Linked DNA regions of Homo sapiens: region 2 is linked to region 1. Evidence: chromatin contacts called from ENCODE Hi-C data. All regions are on one chromosome and are shown on one strand. Each heading gives the region's core, a stretch centred on a gene start or an enhancer-like site at or near the end of the contact. The rest is flanking DNA. Distances are from core to core; before and after follow the strand shown.

Region 1 (4,255 bases), core at 1,196-3,695:
GAGATGGTCAGTCACCCTAATCTCTGCTCCTTCAGCCGAGCTCTCAGTTTCCAGAGCTCCTGCTTTCAATTCCTCTGCCTCGGGCTTCACACCCAGGATCTCCCACCCAAGCTGCCTTGGGATCTCACCTCCCAGCTCACAGGGCACCTTCTGCTCCCATGAGCCAGTTCGTCACTAAACATACACATGCACACACCTGCATTTTCACAATCATCCGTCAGGATGTGATTGCATTGCTCTCTTATAACTATTTCTTTTCAAGCACAAACATGTCTGCCCCCTCTGTGGTATCTCCCAGTGGCCCAGTGCTTTTCCACAAGCCAGGTGCCAAGGGGAGAAATGTGGGCACTCTGTCTTTTTCCTAATCTATTTATTTCTGTCTCTCTTATGTTTTTCTGTCTTTTCTTGCCAGCTATCATTCCAGAGGATGCTTAGCCGTACCCTGGGGATGGAGTATAATTTTTATCTATCTTTCTGTAAATACTTTGAATATCTCTTCTCCTCATCTGGGATGGGGGTAAGAGGAAGAGAGAGCTGAGCTAAGAGATGGAGAAGAACAGATACCTGAGAGCATTGCTTAAGCATCTAGAACTAGCCAAACCTGAAGCCTCACTATTTGTCTTAGTTTGGGTCCCCAAAAGCAGATGCTGAGACAAAGATTTGATTTTAAGTAGTTTATTTGTAAAATGGGCCCAGGAAGCCACACATAGGGGAGAAAGGAAGTCAAGGAAGGGAAGGAAGCCAATAACGACTGAGTGAATAAATAAGCCAATGACCCTTTGGGCAACTGAGGCTCAATCCAGTTAGGGAACTCTGGGAACTAGTGTGAAACATGCCTTTAAGGTACCTGTCTGAGAACGAGGGAGATGGGGTATTTATCCTTCAGCTTCTTGACCATCCTTGGTCAAAGGTTGCCTCTGGGGGCATTAACTCTCTGGAACTTCTGGCTGGTCCTGTGCATGGGCCAAAAGTGCTCCAGTGGCCAGAAGAAAAGTCCTGGTGTTCACCAGCCACCTTCCAGTGCATGTGGATGGGGCACTGACACCTCTGTTTCAATACCCCCATCCTCATCCCACCTGCACCATTACATTTGCTTTGCTGCTCATTCCAAGTCTGTTTCTGTCACTTGCAACCACAAGAATCCTGATTAACACATGGCCCCCGGCTGCCCCAGTCCCAGATACTTGTTCCCCACTGGAGCCCCCATGCACCTGTTCCTGTGCCTTTGGCACTGACTGCCTTTGCCCTTGTGAGATTACTTGATTTTGTCCCCTTTCTCCAAGCAGACCAAGGGCCTAACTCACTAGATGTGCACTGCATGCCAAGCCTTGTGAAACCCCCACAGCCACCCTATGAGGTGAGGACTGGAAGTAGATTTGCTGGATGAGGTTCACAGAGATCAAGCAACTTGCCCAAGGTCACACAGCTAGCAAACACTTGGACTCAGGTCTGCATGGCCTGATGACATGTGTTTTTGCTGCTTCTTGCTCCAGGCCTGCACTGTCCACCCTGGCCCATCAGTTATCATTTTAATTCTTCAGCATCTTCTCCCATTAGGCTCCACTCTCTCAAGCCACTCTCCTTACCACCAAATAAAAACATTTTCCATTAGCTCGTTTCATTTTCCTAGGATCTCTGACTCACTTAATCCCCTGCATTTTCCCCATTTGGTTAGGGGGTCCTTTCCCGCTTCTGGCATCTCCACTGTGGCTTCTCCGTGCACACAATAAGAAAGAAGCCCCATAGGGTTTGAAAAAGGTAGGGGTTGTTATTACCACCCTGTGTCACAGATAGGGAGGCAGAGGCCCAGAGAGGTGGTGCAAGGTGCTGAGACCACATAGCTGGTGGTTGACAGAGCCTGGCTTGGAATCTGAGTTTCTCTCTAAACCTTGGGGTGTCTCCTTACATTTACTGTGTTTACAGAATGCCTGGTGGTCCAACCTACTGTCCAGCTTCTCATGGGCAGGGACCACATGTGACCTCACTTGGGACTGGAGTTGTGGCTTCTGTCTTTACAAAGCATTTGGTAAAATGAATTGCTGTCTCCCTAGATGTAGCTGAGAAGGGGGTCTAATGGATCAGTTCCCCTGGGAGCTGGGAGCATGAGAAAGGTCTGGCTCCACTTTCCGGTCCCCCTCAGTGGATCTGGCCAGAGTGACCCTTTCTCCAGGAGCTGGGCGAGGGCCTGTGCCCCTCCATGCTGTGACTCGCACGGCGTTGACTTGGAAGGCTTGTAAAGCCCGCAGAGGGAAGGCTCCCTCGGGGGCCTAGGGGCCAGGAAAATGCAAGCCCTGTTCAACTGTCACCCAGCAACGCCACACACAAACATTTGCTGACAGGAAGAGGCGAGCGGCATTAAAGCTGCCTGACAGGGAGGTGACGGGGCAGCAGGGAGAGTGTGTAATTGCCAAGCCGGAAGGCTGGCCTGTGGCCAGCGTATTGAGTTTAACCACCTGTGTCACTGCCCTCCACATCCAACGAGGAGGATGCCCGCTGCCATGTTTCCAGGCTGAGCGCCCTGTCATGGTCTGGTCTGGCCTGACCCTGGGAGGACATCCGAGGGGTCAGCTTTGGGCATGGATTCCCACTCCTCCATCACAGCCTGAGCCGCTGAGTCAGGGCCCAAGTGCAGAAGCCAAGAGCGGCCCCAGCTCACGGGCGCCCCCTCTGTCAGAACAGCTCCTGCCTTACAGCTGGTGGGTCCTTGGGTGCCCCTCTTTCGTCCCCATGCTTCCCCCTGCTGCTGCAAGCTCGCTGTTCTGGAAACAGCCTCTGAGGAAGAAACGGGGCCCACAGAGGGTCTTTTGGTGACCACAGCTCCTGTTCCCTCACACTCTCCGATCAGAAGATGTAGAGCTGAGCCGAAGTCAGAAGAGAGGACCCTGACAGGGCTTTTCGGTGGGTTTAGGTGACACTAGGAGAGTCTGGCCCTGGAAGTCTGAAATTCTCTCCAGTCCTCCGTTCCTGGCCTACTTTCATTCAGTGAAGCTCCTGCTCAGCCCTATATTAGCCCGGAAGCCTCTCCAAAGGTGCCCACAGTGGCTGTGCAGCTGGGACCCAGGAAAGCTGGAAGGGGGAAGAGAAGAAGCGAAACTGTCCCCCAAAAGGCAGCCGGCCCCTTGGCCTATAGAAGGTCGACCCGACAGCAGGCTATGAAATCTGATAGCAGTCTCACAGCTTCCAAGAAATAATTATTCCCAGGAAAGTGTTTTCAAGTTTTAGATAAACTGCTATTTAAGAAGCAGAGAGGACGGAACTCGAACAGTGGCAAACGTCTGCGGCTTCCCCCAGCGGGCCCGTCATTAACCATTGCTCCCAGAGCTAAAGGCTGCTGCTCTATCCCCAATTAACAGCCACATTCCAGCAAGCTCCCTGTTTATCAAGGCATTAGCGTTGACATCTGGGGAGGGTGCCTGCCCAGGCCAGCCAGCAGGGAGGACTGAGCTCCCATCCGTCCACACACAGACGACGGCATGGGCCCTCCACAAAGGGTGGCCACAGATGAAGCTGCCCAGGCCCCCTCCGCAGCCGGCTTCTTCCCACTCCCTTCCCAGCACTGCTGTGTCATTCTACAGCCAGCGGAGTGTGAGCCAAGCAGCCCAGTCCCTGTAGTGACACGTGTGCCTCTGTGTGACTGTGTGTGCATGCGTGCCCGCGTGTGAGAACCTTATGTTTCTAGAGAAGATGGCGTCTGGGGAGGATTCTCTAAGGGATTTTCTGAGAACAGAAGCAATTTCTCTCCCCTTCTCAAGCCCTTGCGTGTGTGCATGCATGTGTGAGTGTGCACATGTAGGAGGTGCCATAGCTACTCCCGTCTTCCTATTTCTCCCCTTCATGATCTCCCCCTTCTTTTTCTTCCTCTCCAGTCACTATCACGAAAGCATTGATTCAACAACCCTCTACCTTCTTCTCTAGGCTGAGTACAAATTCTGTTGACCCCAAATGTGCTCTCTGGAGTTACATGAGGCAGAGTCCCTCAGCCCTTTTCAGAGCAGGAAGCCCACAAGCTGCCTTATTCCAAGGACCCATGACTACCAGGTTTGGAAAATGTCAACTCTGCACCAATGAACCGCCCTTTCCACACTTTGTCCCTGTACCCCAGCACTACCGGTACCCTCCCCTTTTCTGTCTGCCTTTCATTACTTCCGCTGAGCTTTCACTATCTTCTTTGCGGCCCCATTCCTTGCCTGATGCCCTAAATGTGGGGTGCTCTAACTTCCCCTAGGAGCCAGGCCAAGACGCTTGCAGGGGCTCA
Region 2 (4,255 bases), core at 594-3,093, 210 kb before region 1:
TGGCAATGTTCCATATTTAACCTGGGTGATGATGATGCAGATATATACATATGCGCAAATGAATCAAGCAGTGCACTTAATATGTGCAGTTACACTTAATATGTAAGTATATACCTCAATAAAAAAGTAAATAAAAAGGGGGAAAAGCTCTCTGTGGGTGGGCTGCTCCCAGGTGGCCACTGTGGTGGGAGCTGGGCAGGAAAGGGAAAGGTTCTAGCTGGGGACTCTTTGAAAGAAAAATGACCTTTTTTCCCTTAAGATGTGGTAGTCCCTATTAAGTCAAGTGACCCTGGAAGCCACTGGGACACTCCCTCTCTGGGGCTGTCCTAGGCTGCTTGTGATACCCTAAGGCTGTGCTGGGGCCAGTGTGGGGCTCCCCCATGGACCCCCAAGTCCCTGAGGTGTGGGCCCTTCCTTCCACAGGCAGAACCTCAGCTCCCAAGTCTGAGAAGCCACGATTGAAAGGGCGGCCACGAAGGATCCTGTTAATGCTAAGCATTAGTGACTTCAAGAACCCAGAACGCAGCTAGGGAACAAAGCACCGGCGGGAATGGAGACGGAGCCGGGCTCAATGGAGATAAGCGAAAGTTGAGCATGGAGGCACAAGGGCCAGTTTGTTGTAGAAATCCTGACAATTGAGTACTGCACCGCAGGAAGCGGGACCCGCTCCTGGAGCCGGGGTCCTCGGGCCAGTGATGGCAGCAGGGCGGGCTTCCAGGAGGGGGAGTCGACGGGGGTACTGGCTGGAGAAAGGCTTCCCTCTGTCCCCTATTCCTGCCCCTATTTTCCTTAAAGCTCCGCTGGCCTCTGTCACTTCCCGCACACAGTCCTGGAAAGGGGGTTTCTCGGAGCCAACAACAGAGCATCCCCTCCACCCCCACCGAGGGGCTACCGCGCCCTTCGATACACAAGTGTAGCTCGGGGCCGGCAGAGCGAGGCGGATTGAGTATAATTAATTTAGAAACCAGGGTGGGTTTTATCACCATCTATGCTGGAGCAGGTTTCGCAGCTGCCTGAGGGCTTCCCTAAGAGAGCTCTCTGGCATCGGACCCCGGGGGTGCCCCCCCACCACAACAACGGTGGCCGTGCCCCAGGGTCGCCTGGGTCCCCTGCAGCGCAGCGAAGCCCCCAGGGAGCCGCCTCCTTCTGCCCTCCTGCCCGCGCGTTCTGTCCCTGGCATTTCTCCGGGGACGCGGGGGCGGCCCGGGGGCAGCCGCAGGCCTTGGCACGGCCGCAGGGTAATTGGAGCGCGCCGGGGACGGGATAGGGGAGGGAGAGGGGAGGAGGAAGGGATGCCCCTCAGGGCGCCGGTCCCCGCCACAGCCCGGGAGGGGGCGGCCGGGACTCGGAGAGCCATCCCGGGGTCCGCGCGGCCACGGAAGCTCCCTCCCCGGCTCCGCGCCGGAGCCCTGCCGCGCCCTCCCCGCGGCTCCGCCCGCTCATTAGCGGAGGCCGGGCCGGGCCGTTCGCCTCCTCCGGCCGCCAATTACCCGCCCTGCTGGCTCCGAGCGCGCCGCCGGGCCAGACAAAGGCGCGGGCGGGGGAGGGGAGAGGAAGGGAGGGAGCCCGGGGCGCCCGCGCCTGCAGAGCCGCGGCGGCGGCGAGATAAGGGCGGTTGGGACGCGCCGCGCTCCAGATGGAAATGAATCCAGCGAGCGGGGCCGGCGAGCGAGGCGCCGCGTCGGGCAGGGGCGCGGAGGTCGGACGCGGCTCGCCCCTTAGGACCTACGTTTTTAACGCGACGACACCATATGGGACCTCCTGTCCCTGGTCGCCCCCACCCCTGGGGGCCAGCCGCTCTGGCCCTGCGCTGCTGTGCGTTTGCAAAGTGCTGGAGCGAGGCGCGCCACGTGCCTTGTGCCTAACGCACCGCAGCTCCCTAAACCTCGCTGCAGAGCTGCGCTCAGCACAGTGCAGCTAACCAAAGCCTTCTGTGCTAAACCCCCAGGCCCAGACAGGTTCCGAGCCTTTCCCAAGCAAAGCCGAGCTGAGAACCTGGGTCTGGGGTGTAAACAGCGTCGCGCCTTGGTAGCCTAGCTTCCGGGCCTCTTTGATGATTAGGCAATTTTTTAAAAATTGGAAAATGAGGCACAGAGAGGTGAGATGATTTATTAACAGCTCCTCAGATTTGTGGCAGCATCTAGGGCATAGTTCGTGGTCTTCTAACATTTTAAATATCCTGACTTTTTCAGGAAAAGAAAAACACACCACAATCTTGCACTCTGATATTTTCAGGTTCTAAAGCCCCTTCGCAGAGTCCTTTCCACCAGAGTCTCTTTCTATGAGAGAGAAGACAGTGTCTGGGGGCCTCCTGACCAACCACAATTATTTTGAGGAGATTTAATTCTTTAGTTTGCATACTGAAAACCATAGGTACATATTTTTTCATTATCCAAACCTATGACTATTATGCTGAATTTGAGTGGGAATTAGCAGAATCACTTAGCCAGGGAGGACCCAGGTCTTTGGGGCTGAGTCTGTGAGGTGCCCATCCCTATCTTAAGCCTCTTTTCCTGGGCAGGGTCTGGGAGCATTCTAGGGTGTGAGGGAATTTCCTGTTATTCTTCCCTGACGTCTGTCACCTTGGCTCCAAGGAGCTTTAAGAGACAACTTCCCCTTCAATCCAGTGCAGGGGACAGGGGTTGCAGTGCAGAGACAGTCAGGGTAGGGGTCAGGGAGACTCGGGCCTCAGGGCACGCCTGTGGGATGAGATGTAGACTGCCCCAAATGAAGACAAATGTTCCTCAATAAAGCGCCATTCCCAAGGGCCCCCCCTTGCTGCCTGCTGTCAGCCGCAGTTTAGGGCCCCTGAGGTCAAGGGCTTCCTCCCAGCCCCCCAGGCTACTTAGCTCTGCACAGAGAATAGCCAGTGGGGGCCTTGGCCTCCTCTTTCTCACAAAGGCAGCCTCAAAGACCAGGCATTGGGCCAGAGAGAGAGAGAGAGAGAGAGAGAGAGAGAGAGAGAGAGCAAGCCTGAGAGGCTCAGGCTCAGTGCAAATCATTCTGTCCTCCCTGTGGGGATGATATCTCCATGAGCTAGCCCTACAGGACGCCATGCATCTGCAGTGGTAGTGGCAGAGAGTGTGTGTGCTTGAGAAGGGGCCCTCTTTCATGAGGACTCCTTTCTGGGGGCCTGGGAGAACCTGCCTTACAGAGCAGTCATGTGTACCTGGGGGTTCCCAGCCACCAGGAGACCCTGTCCTGGGTCATACTCAAGCTGGCCTGCTCAAGCCAGGCCGTAGCAGCTGTTAAAATATCAAAATCCGCTGTGCTCCTTGGTAAACAGCCTCAACTCCCCAAGTACCCCTCTCCCAGGCCCTGCCGCTCTGCCCCCACTGCCCCCTCCGCCTGCCCCTCCATCCAACAATGAAAAGGTTAACAGCAGGTACAGCAGGGGAGCTTCAGGACCCCCGTCTCAGTCTACTTCCCTCCTGATGGGTCAGTGGGGATGACAGGCTGTCCCTGGACCTGGTTTTTACCAAAAGTATTCAATGGCCAATTGGTGATCTATTGGTGAACTTGAGAGACCTCACCCTCAAATATTCCTTCCACGGAGGCTCCAAATATCTCTCCCATGATTCCATTGTTTGTGTATTAATCTTTGGCCTCCCTTATGGTCCTGTTTTCAATTGTTCTTTACATCTTAGTCTTTGTAAATCTTGTGCCTTGGGGATGAGGCAGCCAGGGAAGAGTGGGTGCCAAGAGGGAGGGGCGGTATACCCACCTGCCCTCACCGGCCTGCCCAGCTGGAAGACATGGATGCTGCCGTCTGACTGGGAGGGGCTTTGTGGAGGGGGGGAATGGGGAACTTCAGGTCTGAGGTTGGAGTGTCACAACGGTACAGAATAGGCCAACCTGGTCCTCAGCACCCTAGCCTAGGTGCTTTGGTGAATCTGAAGCAGCTTCCACACCCCTTTCCAGGGTTTGGTCATGGCCAGCTTTGGCTGTGTTGAGAGCAGCAGGTGGCTCTCGACACCTTCCCACATGCCTAGACTGCAAAAGGGAGGCAGAGGGACCCTCGACTCATCACTGCTGAAGGTTCCTGAGCTGGGGAACATGAAGCTGGCCCCATCCTCCTTCAGAGAATGTCCTGTTGGAGCAGGCAAAGCCACATGGTCAGTTCAGGCCCAGAATGTATACTTTCCTTCCTTCCTTCCTTCCTTCCTTCCTTCCTTCCTTCCTTCCTTCCTTCCTTCTTTCCTTCCTTCCCTTTTCCTTCCTCATTGCCTCCCTTCCTCCCTCCCTGCCTCCCTTC

The links. Hi-C counts contacts between places; a loop is a spot of excess contacts on that map. Pooled maps may share reads with other maps.
Region 2: a map of heart left ventricle shows a loop between it and region 1 (2.8-fold over the local background). The contact joins two enhancer-like sites. A Hi-C loop is called at or near these places in 3 of 168 maps with a recorded cell type or tissue (heart left ventricle, sciatic nerve and sigmoid colon) and 4 of 50 pooled maps.

What each region holds. Positions count from the first base shown.
Region 1 is chrX:39,476,026-39,480,280 of GRCh38, reverse strand. No RefSeq gene overlaps it. Among named protein-coding and RNA genes, the nearest start is that of LINC01283, 43 kb to the right of the region's middle. RefSeq lists an enhancer at 1,785-2,327. Within about 2 kb of position 2,445, at least 5 of the 41 ENCODE cell types and tissues checked have a DNase peak (open chromatin) inside an H3K27ac peak, as active enhancers do.
Region 2 is chrX:39,686,218-39,690,472 of GRCh38, reverse strand. No RefSeq gene overlaps it. Among named protein-coding and RNA genes, the nearest start is that of MIR3937, 27 kb to the right of the region's middle. Within about 2 kb of position 1,843, at least 12 of the 41 ENCODE cell types and tissues checked have a DNase peak (open chromatin) inside an H3K27ac peak, as active enhancers do.